3 separate regions of the Homo sapiens genome follow, and all the other regions are linked to region 1. A link is a contact called in ENCODE Hi-C or POLR2A ChIA-PET data. All regions are on one chromosome and are shown on one strand. Each heading gives the region's core, a stretch centred on a gene start or an enhancer-like site at or near the end of the contact. The rest is flanking DNA. Distances are from core to core; before and after follow the strand shown. Region 1 holds the start of TRAPPC8 (trafficking protein particle complex subunit 8). Region 2 overlaps LOC105372049 (a long non-coding RNA gene). Region 3 holds the start of DSC3 (desmocollin 3).

The links. A loop is a pair of places that touch in the nucleus more often than their neighbours do. ChIA-PET counts read pairs that join two places held with the same protein, here RNA polymerase II (POLR2A). Pooled maps may share reads with other maps.
Region 2: a loop to region 1 is called in a map with no recorded cell type, with 2.1 times the contacts of the local background. The contact joins the enhancer-like site here to the promoter of TRAPPC8 in region 1. A Hi-C loop is called at or near these places in 2 of 37 single-sample maps with no recorded cell type and 2 of 50 pooled maps. POLR2A ChIA-PET finds 5 or more read pairs at or near these places in 1 of 52 experiments (HEK293T).
Region 3: POLR2A ChIA-PET joins it to region 1 with 10 read pairs in HEK293T. The contact joins the promoter of DSC3 here to the promoter of TRAPPC8 in region 1. POLR2A ChIA-PET finds 5 or more read pairs at or near these places in 2 of 52 experiments (HEK293T and WTC11).

What each region holds. Positions count from the first base shown.
Region 1 is chr18:31,941,192-31,945,210 of GRCh38, reverse strand. TRAPPC8 (trafficking protein particle complex subunit 8) reads left to right here and starts at 2,083. Exons shown (of 29, transcript NM_014939.5): 1 at 2,083-2,603. The coding sequence starts at 2,447. RefSeq lists enhancers at 2,099-2,308, 2,410-3,188 and a silencer at 2,359-2,478.
Region 2 is chr18:31,231,441-31,235,889 of GRCh38, reverse strand. The region is part of intron 1 of LOC105372049 (a long non-coding RNA gene); the gene reads right to left. Among named protein-coding and RNA genes, the nearest start is that of DSC1, 71 kb to the right of the region's middle. Within about 2 kb of position 2,154, at least 2 of the 41 ENCODE cell types and tissues checked have a DNase peak (open chromatin) inside an H3K27ac peak, as active enhancers do.
Region 3 is chr18:31,040,076-31,044,413 of GRCh38, reverse strand. DSC3 (desmocollin 3) reads left to right here and starts at 1,672. Exons shown (of 16, transcript NM_001941.5): 1 at 1,672-1,822. The coding sequence starts at 1,754. It overlaps LOC124904345 (a long non-coding RNA gene), which reads right to left and starts at 2,881. Exons shown (of 2, transcript XR_007066445.1): 1 at 2,580-2,881; 2 at 1-1,972.

The DNA.
Region 1 (4,019 bases), core at 834-3,333:
AACTGAAAACCAATGAATTGTACACTCATCTGAAGGGGTAAATATTATGGCATGTGAATTATATCTCAGAAAAATCTATTTTGGCTAAATTACCATTGAAAGTCCTTTTCAAAGAGTCTAATTCAGCTGTTTTTACTTTCAGCATAAAAATAAATGGCCTTTGAAACTTTTTAGAGTACTAGATAAATAGTATGTTTGCATTTGGGAGTCCTGTTATAAAAAATGTATCTTATAACTTGAGTCACACTAAATTATGTGAGATTCTCACATTATAAAGGGTAAGGAAGTGAATCAGAAGCATTGAAAAGGGATTGTGTGTAACATGTTATCTCTTGCAAAAGGAAATTAAATTTTGGGACCCCAAACTGATTTAGCCAAAGGGAAAAGTCACGCTGGGACTGGTCACGCAAATCTGCCTCCCCCTTTTGGTTCCTAAATAAGATTGCTGCAAGATGAAAAGCTACATCTCTCCCCCGTATTTTGCCCACAAGGAAATTCTTAGTGTGCTGTTAAAACTTCATGGCAATGCAAATTGATAGCTTATCTTTACAGGTGGCCACCCCAGCCCGCCAGACACAAATGCCTATCTGATTGTTCCCCTACCCCATTTTGTCTGTTATCTTATGAAAAATGCAGACTCCCACATTCTTCCTCTGCCCATTTTATGTCATCTTATGTAAAAAATGCAGATTCACTGAGCCAGAGAAAGGCAAGAATTACTATTTTCTCCTACCGCCCCCTTACATGAAAACGGTGTGCTTCTCAATATCCCGCCCTTTCCCCTTTAAATTTGGAGCACTCAAAATCATCTTCGAAGAAAGGCATAGACCTGTTTCCTGGGCTCGTACTTAACTTCGGCAAATAAATCTCCTAAAGTGATGGACTCTCTTATAAATTAATCTGTAGCCAAGGCATGTCATCAATATGTCCTACTGTGCCTTCCTACCTCCCATTTATCAACTTACATGAGAAGCACACATCTTACTTGTCATAAATTATTACCTTAGTGAAAACCTGAGGGTGTCAAGAAGTCGAAAAATTTGAGACATTGACGTTGGGGAAGACACCTTTAATTAGAGCACCATAAAATCATGATAGAATGATACATTTTTCCTTGCCTTATATTTTTGGCATGCAAAACAGAAGGAGCTCAAACAATTGAGTGACACATTAGTAAAATTCCTTTCATTCATTTCTACTTACAAGGCACACACCATTGACCTCACCCCGTCCCCCCCTTTAAAACAATATTTGACCCGCGCCCCCCCCCCTTTAAAGCAATCTTTGAAAAGTTAGGAATGAAAGCCGGTTCAGGACAGTACACAGTACACAAATACTGGCTTCCCCTACCTCCACCACAAGCAAGTAAACATCCTAGCACAGTGTAAAAAGGAAGAGGCTGAGGACGAACCACGCGGACATTTGCAGGCACACCCCTTCCCTGCGACCAACAAAAATGCAGTAGCGCAATTACACTTGAAGGAATTGCAGCACTCACAAAAGCACACATTCTGTTCAATGGTTGAGTCCACATAAAGTGACAGTCCGTTTCTAAAAGCATGGCTGTATTTAAAGGACACATGGTCTGTTCAGGTCCGCTTCAGCGAAACCCCAAGCACTTCCGAGAGATCCACTCCCTCTCTCCGAGCAGGTGCCACTAGCTGCTCCGCCGGCGAGCGTAGGAAGCAGCGCGACCAACCAAATCGGTTGCCCACAACAGCCAGGGACGTCAAAAAGGCCAAACTGCGTGGGAAGCGAGCGTGCGCCTCCATCACCACGACAGCACCCGTCTCGAGGCTCCACCTGCCGCTAGTAGGTGGCTCTCAGCTCTGCTCTGCTAAGGGCGAGCTTGAGAACCCGGCCTACAGTTGTGCACCTCCCCCCGCCCCCGCCCCCGCCCCCGCCCCCGCCCACCGCACTTGTAGCCCCGCCCCGCCCAGGGAGCTTCCGTCACAACACTTCCGGCTCCAGCCTCCCAACCGGCCTCCGTCGTTTTTCACTTCCCTCTCCTCAGCTCTCTTCCCTTGCCCCTACCGTCTCCTTTAACACAGTCACGTGAGGGACGCGCGCGGGGGCAGCTGGGAGTAGTACTGCCGGTTGGTCAGGGTTCGGCCTCAACATGGCGGTTCCGGCCGGGCAGTGACCAAGGTTTTGCCGTCCGAAGGACTAAGTGGTGACTGTCGGCGTCTCCACCTATCGGGGTGGAATGCGAGCACGCGGGGACGAGCGCTGAGAAGCGGCGGTGACGGGAAGGGGGGGGTCAGTGGATTGTGCCCCAGAAACCGAAGCGGCGGCGTCTGTTCCTTCTTGTTTCTAGGCTCCAGTGCGTTCGGGGCCCCGCCCGGCCGGGCCAGGCCGGCGGGCGGCGGCGGTAGCTGCTGCAGCCGCAGGATAACCTCGCAGGGTGGGCCGGAGGGCGGGCGCCGCCGCTGCCTGTGCTGCGGCGATGGCCCAGTGTGTACAATCAGTGCAGGAGCTAATCCCGGACTCCTTCGTCCCCTGTGTCGCTGCGCTGTGCAGCGACGAAGCCGAGCGGCTCACTCGTCTCAATCACCTCAGCTTCGCGGAGCTGCTTAAGCCCTTCTCCCGCCTCACTTCCGAGGGTATGTGGTATCCTCCCTTTTCCAGTGGGCTCCCGCAAAGCCGTGGTCGGGAGAAGGAAGTTGCGGGCGGGCAGGGAAGAGAAGGGCAGTGTTTACGTCCTGGAGCCGGTACCGTGGCGTCTGGGGCTGTGGCCCCGCGGTGCTCCGGGGGCGGCTGGAGGAGGGACCGTGAGGTTGTCAAGACAGCGCAGTCCTAAGCTCCAGTTTCTCTGGGCACTTCCTTTCTTCCTCGGACAACCTAGGTCGTTAAGTAATTGGTGCAAAGATAAACGTGAGTCTTCGAGAACGGCATTGAGACTGTTCTCCACGGCCATAGCGAAGGAATTAGGCACTTGCAAAGCAGCTAAGGTAGGAAAATGCTGCCTCTTAGACCGACAGGGTCTGAGTAAGGAAGACCTGTCATCCTCCCTTGGATGTTAAACTGGACTTTGAAAGTAGTTGTGGATGTTATTACATTCTTGTAGCGTTGAGGGTCATCTCTGTCTGAACTACCGTGTAGCTGTTTTACTAATATATTCTTAGCTATACGGTATTTTGCTTAACCTCTCAAGAAAATTAAAAGTATTATAAGAAGAATAAAACTTGAAGCAGCTTTTTGCCCTAAGGAAGAGGAAGCAAGCCCAAGTTGTGGTTAATTTAACCTGGATATTTGGAGTTATCTATAGTTATAGGGATGGAAATGTCTTCTCTTGTTAATGAATGTCTTGTTAAGAAGCTACCCGTTTTCTCCAGTTTTGGATTTTTTTATTAGGAGAAAATAATGTGGTAAAGCTTCAAGCATGTTTTAGCCAATATCTTGCAAACAACAAAGTCCAAGTAAAGTTTTTTTTGTTAAGGTCGGTAAGAACTGAAGGGTTTCATAATAAGCCTGTGTCAGGCAAACGACTGTGATGTTTGTTAGCTTAATATGACTTATCCACAAAAAAAATCAGTGCTGTACCATTTTTGCGCTACCATGTTTTTTGGGAGAATAGTTCCATTATAAATTAGCTTTTGTTTTTAGCGGAGAGAGGGAGCTGTCCAAAAAAACAAAGTTTGGAAACTTTTGGATTTTCTTTAGCCTGTATCGTAGCCATCAGTCTCAGTTCCTTCAGTGTTGGACTTAAGAGCAACAAAATGCCCTACGTTTTTTATTTTTTTGTTATTTATTTATTTATTTATTTTGAGATGGAGTTTCGCTCTTGTTGCCCAGACTGGAGTGCAGTGGCGCGATCTCAGCCCACCGCCACCTCCGCCTCCCAGGTTCAAGCGATTCTCCTGCCTCAGCCTTCTGAGTAACTGAGATTACAGGCATGCGCCACCATACTCGGATAATTTTTGTATTTTTAGTAGAGACAGGGTTTCTCCATGTTGGTCAGGTTGGTCTCGAACTCCCGACCTCAGGTGATCTGCCCGCCTCGGCCTCGCAAAGTGCGG
Region 2 (4,449 bases), core at 905-3,404, 710 kb after region 1:
CTATATTAGTTTATGTTCTCTCACCACAGATTGGTAAACAAAAATGAAAAAATGTTGACTGGTATTTTCAAGGGAGTAGGGTAGAGTGTGTATGTGTAATGTATGTGTGTCTGAATAGATATTTCATGCTCCTTAAAAATAATGTGACTATTCTGAGTTAAATCATTATCAAATATTATCACATTCTATTTTTCTTACAAACAAAGGTATATTAGATGGCAAAGTAGTTTTTTATCATTCATCAACTATTGAATACTCTTTTCAGGAAAAAACATACATAATTTTAGCTATTCATTAACTCCCTCCCCAAGAGTTCTCTTGCTAAAGATGGTTGAAGTGCTATAACTACAAAACGACTTCAGGATATAGAATAATATGGAGGAACAAAAAGACTGATCATTCAAAATGATTTTTTAAAATCCTGAGGAACACACAAACCAACAAATAATGAACTTCATAGACACTGAAAAAGATGTGATCAAAATGAGGTTTTCTGAGGTAAGCACAGTGGGAAACACTGGAGGTGGAACAAATTATTAGGTCATTAAACTTCTTTCAGAGAAGGGCTATTCCTTTTTTTATTTTGATGACAGCGAGATGAAGCACATATTTTTGCAGTAGTTTCAGAAGTTTGATAGACACAAGTGTTTGAGTGCAGTTCTCAAATGTATTCACTATCAATAACACATGATGCTGAAATTAATAAAGGACAGATAGAAGTGCCCAATGTAAATTCTAAGGTATGTTAATTAGTATAAGAAAATATTTTTAAAAAGGAACAGATACTTGTACTTTGTTCTGTCATGTAGATATTTTCATAGTTTGACCAATCTACTTAAATCATCTGGATTTACCTAATGAGTTTGCTCACACTTATGTTCCTAACAATGTAGGCTCCCTGAAGCAGGGATTAAAGTGTCTGGTACACATTTTAGGCCCTTAATAATGTTGAATGTGCTAGTAAATGGATGAGTTACCAATTGCACAAGTAAAAACAGTTATGCTTGTGGAAGCAATGAACAAATAAAGAGCAAACTAGAATTACGAATGCTGCATATTATATTTTCATTGTGTTATTGACCACAATTTAGTTCATCTAGAAACAATTTTAAAATCAAGCAGAGATTTTAGCTTTCATTCATATTCTTCTTGTATTGCTATTGAGAATATTTATTTTCTCCCTAATAATCATTCCTAATTTTTTTTAACAAATTACCTTCTTTAAAGTATATTGAGATAGAAGTGTTCATTCTGGATATTTTAAAACAAGAGGTGCTTAGTAAGGACCAAGAAAATGACAAAAATTCTTTTGCAAATATTTATGTGAACTAGAAGATACTCATACTTAGGGAATTTAATGCCTAAACTTTTGTCCAAAGCTTTCTTTTAAATTGTTTTAATGACTGTTGAATATTTGGTAATAAGATGAAAATACTGAAAACCAAAAAAGTGTTAGTTCTAACCCAATTTACCTTTCTATCTATAATAAGCCCATATTTACAAATTGTACTGTATGACTTTGGTCAAAAGCAACTCATCCTTCCTTTAAAAAATCCATATGGAACTGGAGAGCAATTTAAAACAAAGCCAAATGAGATTTGTCATGTTGATAGTCAGTCCCACTGGCTCAGTCCCTGCTCTCTTGTTCACCTTTTCCTTCACTTCTGGGACTGTCATTCAAGCTTGTGGTGTCAACTTTCACTTCTGTGCCAAAGATTCACAAAAACATTTTCTATCATGCCCTCTTATCTTGCTACTATTCTTGTGTTTGCACCTTTCTGTTGGTGGTGATATTGTCACCCCAGCACACTCTGTCCCAATACAAGGTCAACCACACTCAGAAGAGAAAACTGCACTCGCACCTCCTAACTCCTCTGGTCACAGACAGCACCTAGCACGTTCAGGTGGGCTGGCCGCAGACAGCCATCTCAGTGACTTCACAGCTCTTCCAGCTGTGCATGCATGAAACTTGAAATCATCTTGATCTCTTCTTTCTTCTCTGCTGTGTTTCCAAGCCTTGCCAAGTGCTCCCCTTATGTGAAGCTTTTCCTCTTTATTCCCATGCCAAATTCCAACCTCCAATCTCCATGACTTCCCTCTGTTATTTCACAGGTTACTTATTACCACAGTCCTTGTCCAATCTGGCCCATGCTGGAAAATGTTGTTGGACTTGCCCTGAAAAAAATCTGCTCATTATGTCATTTTTTTTGCCATATTCAGAATAAGCAGTAAGTATAACCTACATGGGGCACAAAGTAGCCCTGAAAAATATAGCAGTGTTTTCTGGTAATTGCAGTCTCAAGTTTATATTCTCTCTGAAAGTAGATAGAATATTATTAAGGGGAAGATTATTAAGGAGAAAAAAGATGTTCTCATAGCAATACATGAAGAATATGAATAAGTGCTGAAATCTCTGCTTGATTTTAAAATTGTTTCTAGATGAACTAAATCATGGCCAATAACAAAATGAAAATAAAACATGCAGCATTTGTAATTCTAGTTTGCTGTTTACTTGTTCGTTGCTTCCACAAATTAAACTGCTTTTATTGGTGTAATCCATAACTCATTCATTTACTTGGTGTGTGTGTGTGTGTGCGTGTGTGTGTGTGTGTGTGTGTGTGACAGAGTCTTACTATGTTACCCATGATGGAGTGCAGTGGCGTAATCACAGCTCACTGCAACCTTGAACTCTCAGGCTCAGATGATCTTCGCATTCAGCGGGGACTACAGGCATGCACCACCACACCTGGCTAATTTTTTTTTTTGGTACTTTTTGTAGACATGAGGTTTTGCCATGTTGCCCAGGCTGGTTTGGAACTCCTGGGCTCAAATGATCCACCTGTCTCAGCTTCCCAAAGTGCTGGGATTATAGGCGTGAGCCACTGGGTGCAGGGTCTGTACACACTGACTTCCATTAAGACAACTCTTCCTGTCAGAGACCCAGGCCTGACTGCTCTCTACAAGGACAGTGACAGAGCATCTACACAGGAAGGGCTAGAATAGCAATCTGATAGGGAAACAGACCTAGGGGATGTGGATTACAGCAAGGATATTACTTCCACTTAAAAGCATATATATTTTGAGGTGGCTTGAAACTACTTTACATGATAAGCAGATGTTTTATTCATGTTGAATTTTTATTAACCTATCTGCTATAAATTCTACCCCTCTCTATGAAAAAAAAAACCTATAAGGCTGCTATCCTCCATCTAGTAGCTAATTTTTATTTGTTTCCCTGGATGTTGCAAATTTTAAGAGTTTTCTTACTGAAGCATTCAGAGTAAGCACAGGGGTGATATAAAAAATATTTAGCAACCCATTTGACACAGGCACTGAGCAATAAGATGGCCATCAGCTGGAGAAGACTGGGTTGGCTGGCTCGTGCATCCTGGCTACACATCATCTGGGGCATATGTGATCCTCGTGCACTGTACACAGGCTCAGGAGACCTCTGCTACCCAACCATCCAGTGCCATGGTGTGTGGGGAGCATCTCTGCTTAGGATACAGATTTCTCAGGTCTGGGACCCAGAAACTCTCGAGTTGTGGCTCAGTGGTGTATTTTAATAAATTCTCCAGATGATTTTGATGCAAGCCAAAGACAGAGACCTAATCTATGTGGATTGTTCCCACTACCCGCTTCCTTGCCCTCATAACCTGGCATAAAAGATAGGGGCTAGAGAGCAGGCAGTTTGCAGACGACCTTTGTTCTCTCTTTTAATCTCCAATGTGTTTTCTTTTGTTCTAGTAGGAATAAAGATTAAATTGGCTAACAGAATATTGTGGAAATAACAGTGAAATAGAAAGACTATGATTGGTGCTAATAATACGGCCTTAACACCCATTGTTAAACACCCAATTATACGTTTTTATTCCATATGGTAATAGTTTAATATACAAGCTTAGGTTCACAGGCTAATATTCTAGGTTGCAGTTTTTAAATTTATTGCATGAATATAATGGAAAAGAATTTTTTTTTAGTTACATTTTTTGACAATTTGATTATTTGCAAGAGAGAATTTTAACATACAGGGATACGGTATATGAAAAGAACAGGTTTCAGTCAGGCTCAATTTTCAGATAGAAATCAAAAATTAAAATAAAAAATATTAGATGAAAATCTTGAAAAGGTATATTGCATTCTCTTAATATAATTTCTCCTTTTGTTAATAATTCAGGATCAACATTATGAATAGTCATTGTTTTATTTATATGCAGTGTGCTTAACTCTCTTTCCTATTTGGCTGTTTCTAATCATCACTGGATTTGAAAGTGATTTAATAAAACACTTAAAAGTGTGAAAACTGAAAGTAAACAGTTTCTGAAGGAAGATATAAAATTCGAAGCATGAATTGCATGAGCTTTAACTTCATTGATCTCATGACAGTGACTTAACAGGTCAGATACCTTTTACTTCATTATTGATCTTTTTGCCAACTCTTGTTAAGTG
Region 3 (4,338 bases), core at 423-2,922, 900 kb after region 1:
TCAGCTAAGTTAGATCCTCTCCTCTAAAATGCCTTAACACCTCAACCCTTCACTCTAACAGTGAATTCAAAGTGGTGAGGGAGGGAGATTGGTGCTAGCCATCTCCTTTACTCATCTAAGTTCAAGAAAACCATTCTACTTGAGTTTCTGAGGGCTGGGGGGCTGGAAGTGACTTTGAGAAGCTTTCTCTGAGGTCATGCTGGAGGCACGTGGAGGATGGGAGGTGAAAACCCTGGAGTGGAGAGAAGTTTGGAGAACTTTCTCTGAGACTGGAAGAGCTCTTACATACAGAGACCTCCACTGACGGGTGCCTGGGAGATTCACACTGGGAAGCTCAACTTAGAGTGTCTGAGCCCTTAAAGCTGAGCCTCATGAGTTTCAGGGAAGCCCCAGACTTCAGGGAATACATGGCTTAGACGACGAGGAGTCTATTAGACTTGAGCCAGAGTGAGATGAATGAAGGTCATAACACCCTTTCATGATTAATTGGCTGTCTGAAATTCCCGACCTTGCAACTTTTGAATGGACTTCGAGGAGTAGCATCTCATGTCTGAGAGGGATTTCCTCCTGAATCCAGTAGATGGGAACTCGGGGAACTTAAAATTCAGTTTAGGGAGAAATAAGAGGATGTCCCCCTGGTGTTACAAACGACATCTCTATTAAAAAGTGTAGCCTACTGGGCTAGGAATGATTGTCTTTCGTCCCTTTCTGACTTTGAATTATTTCCGACAGGAACTAGATTTTCTGCATTTCCTTTCTTCCATGCCCTCACACAAAGCTTGGCCGACTTCGGGCCCTGATAAATAGTCGTTGCATGATGTAGAATCTGTAAGCCTCGTTTTAGAAGGTTTTGTGTGGTAGATATTCCTTTGACCACCTGAAAAATTTCATTTTGGTACCAGTAAGTAGTAAACCAATAATTCACATCTAAGAACAAAGTCGTTTTTAGAAGGTTCATATGAGTCCCCCAAACTGACAGTTAATAGAGCGCTGAGTGTAATCACTCATATTTTGGGTGCGTAAAAATGGTTAGATTAGAATTTCTTAAATTTGGTTTTAATTTCTGACATGCCAAAAACTGTTTATCATGCCATCTGGGATAAATTCCTTCTGTCGTGTATTTTGTCATGTTAGTCAAATCCGGAGAGAATACAGTACATGTATTTTGCTTTAATCTGAAAACATTGGCAGAATTTGTTCAGACGTCGAAGGGGAGATCCGCTGATCCAATGACAAGGGTGTTCCTGGCATCCAGCAGAGCCCGTGTCGAGGCAGGGATCCCTGCGGGCGGATTGGGGTTCTGCATTGAGATGCACCGCGCAGCGCCGGCGATGGGGCCGCCCTGGGACGATCTGGGCTGCCAGGGCCTCTCTGCGGGCCGGGCGGGGCGGCAGCGCCGCGGGGCAGCCGAGGGGCGTGGGAGAACTGGCAGAGGGTGCGCCAGAGACCGCTTTCCCGAGCGCGAACGCCCGGGTGGCTGCTGGGGAGCAGAGGGGCAGGCTCGGGCAGCTCCTCAGCCGCGCCGGCGATGATAAAACTTGAGAAATAACAAGGAGTGGCCTCTCCGCGTCCTCTGGGTCCAATCCGGTTTCAGAAGTGAAGTTGCTCCCGGGCAGGCAAGCCTGAGAGAGGCCAAATACACTTAAAAACAAGCAGCGGCGAGAAAAGCACCTCCCGCGCCCTGCACCTCGGCAGGTCTCGCTCTCGGCACCCTCCCGGCGCCCGCGTTCTCCTGGCCCTGCCCGGCATCCCGATGGCCGCCGCTGGGCCCCGGCGCTCCGTGCGCGGAGCCGTCTGCCTGCATCTGCTGCTGACCCTCGTGGTAAGCCAGATCTCGCCGGATAGGGCTGGGGTGGGGACGGGGGTGGATCCGCCCTGGACGCTGCACGGAGCTGGGGACAAAGCGGGCCGAAACGTGACAACCGCGGCTCAGATCAATGCTGCGGGTCTGGTAGCAGCCCCAAGTTCGGGCCTGCAGGAGTGAGGAGAGAAAACGTGTGTTTGCGGGTCGACTCTGGACTGAGCTTTTTGTTTTGAGACAAGGTGTTCGATTGTTGGAATTCTGAGTCGCGCTCAGGCTTCGCTGCGCTCTGGCGGGCGCCGTCGCGGGTTGGGCAGGGGGTTGGGATTCACGCTTCTCCCCAGGTGGTGGAGCTGGTGGTGATGGTGGTTGGAGGGCGCCTTTGGGTGGAGAGGATCCCTGAGAGCTCAAAGCACAGACTTGAAAAGGGATTTAGGGGCTGCCCCCTCCCCAGCTCTGGGTCGCAGTTGACCCGGATTGGTTCGTTAGTGAGTGGAGCCGGGGCTGTGTCCCTGGGTCCCTTGGTGGGGCTGCCCCTGAGAAGTGGGTTTCTCGGTATCTCCCCTAAAGGGTATTCAGAAGCTCACCCAAGCGGTCCACCCCCGCCAGCCACCCAGCTGGGGGCGGGATGTGCCGGGGGCGCGAAAGTGTGGGAAGACCGGGCCAGAATGGGGGTTGGGGTCGTGTTGTGTTTTGGGGATGCTGCCGAGGTGTGGAGGCGGGTAGAGGGTGACAGTGGTGGGGGATGATGGATGCGGTGGGGTTGCGTCGTACTTACTCCGGCTCCGGGGAGGACTGCGCGGCCGGAGCACAGCCTGGGGTTTCGAGTCTACGGAAACCTGCCGCCCAGGACGAAATCCTCTAGGAGAGGAAGTTAGAGACGATGCTCTGAGAACACGGGAGACTTGAAGTGTTCGGAACTCTGGCGGCGCGGTTACACGCGAAGCTTCAGGCTTCAACAGAGTTTCATTCCGCACGCCCAGAAAGGAGCCGCGGACCCGCGACTTACCCGCATCCATGGATGCGCATGGGGTCCGATGGGAGCGAGGTCTATACCCGCGTCGGCAGTGAGCCGAGTCTGGTCTCGCGGATTCTTACTGCTTCCTGGCCCTCCACCCTGGCAAGTGGGAGTGGGTCCAAGGGTTGTCCTCCCTTAAGGTCAGCGAGGTATGAATATGGGATTGGTAGTTATGATCTACGATATGTTTATGGAGAAGGAATTGGACAAATAAGCGCATCCATTTGCCCGGGAACTGTTCCAACAAAGTATCTGAGCTTATGAAGTGACTACAAATGGAAACGGCTTAGAGAATGTGTTCTTTTGTAATATATTTAAAAGCATTTTCAGCTTTTCAGTTTACAAGCATGCATTTGGGGTTTTGTGTTTCCTTTGCGAAGGGATTGAGGATGGGGAACGAAACTACGGGTGCTGCTCTCAGAATTTCTCGCATTCGCTCGAGGCTCCCAGAGGCCATGGAAGACCAGGAGCTTTCCCGGCAAGGCATGGGTGGGGGTGTCGAGCTGTGGCAAGGAAGAAGGTGCGCGTAAATCTAAACGGAGGAAGCTTCAGCTTTGATCTAGCACATACTCGTTTAAGATTTTTTTTTTTTAAAATAATTCCGTTGAGTTTAGGTTAAATGCTGTATCTGGAGACTTAAATACCGGAAAGTGCACAGAAAATGACTATTTCATCTGCAATTGTCAGTTTACAAACACTTGCAATTTCGGACCGGATGGGTAAATTAACACTTCTCTTGACCATCTCATGTATGTATTTCCTTCCTTTTGACTCATACGACTCTCAACTTTTCAATATAATATTAATGACACGGCATTTTAGAAACATTTTTCATTTTATAGAGACTTTAATGGATATCTTTAAACCATTACTTATCTTTAAAACATTGTTTGTTCTAAGGAGACAGCTTTTCAAAGCAAGTCTTTAACAAGAATCTGAGACTTGTTAAATTTTAGTCTTCCCAGTAAGCAGCCCAACAGGTTGAGGGAATTTTCCCATTCTGCATTTTTCCTGTATCTCCTTCCCACCGTGTGCCCCACCACACTCTGAAGTGTAAATACAGTTTCTAATAATCACACGCACAAAGAAAAAAATGACAGGGAGATACTAAAAAAAGAAGTATATCAGAGCATCTCACTCACTATTGTAAGTTTTTGATTGCCTCAGAAAGTGTTTTTTCCTCTTAATGTAACCAGAATTGTTAGGGATGGTGGAAACTAATTTACATGAGATCAGTTGTCTTCTGCCTGTTACAAATAATAAGATTCTTTTAAAAATATGTGTTAATACTGTTATCAAATCCACTTTAAGATTATGTTATCTAGTATACATTATAAATGGCACATACTTGGACACGGCTAATCCATCATTTTGTTAAAAGGGCTCCTCTTCTAAAGGAACTAAAATAGTTGAAACGTTTGCAATAACTCCCCTCAAATCTGTACTTTTCCTCTTTGGAGTATATGAACTCTGCCTGCAACCTATGTTGATAAATAGGCATCCAAATTTTTATATTTGT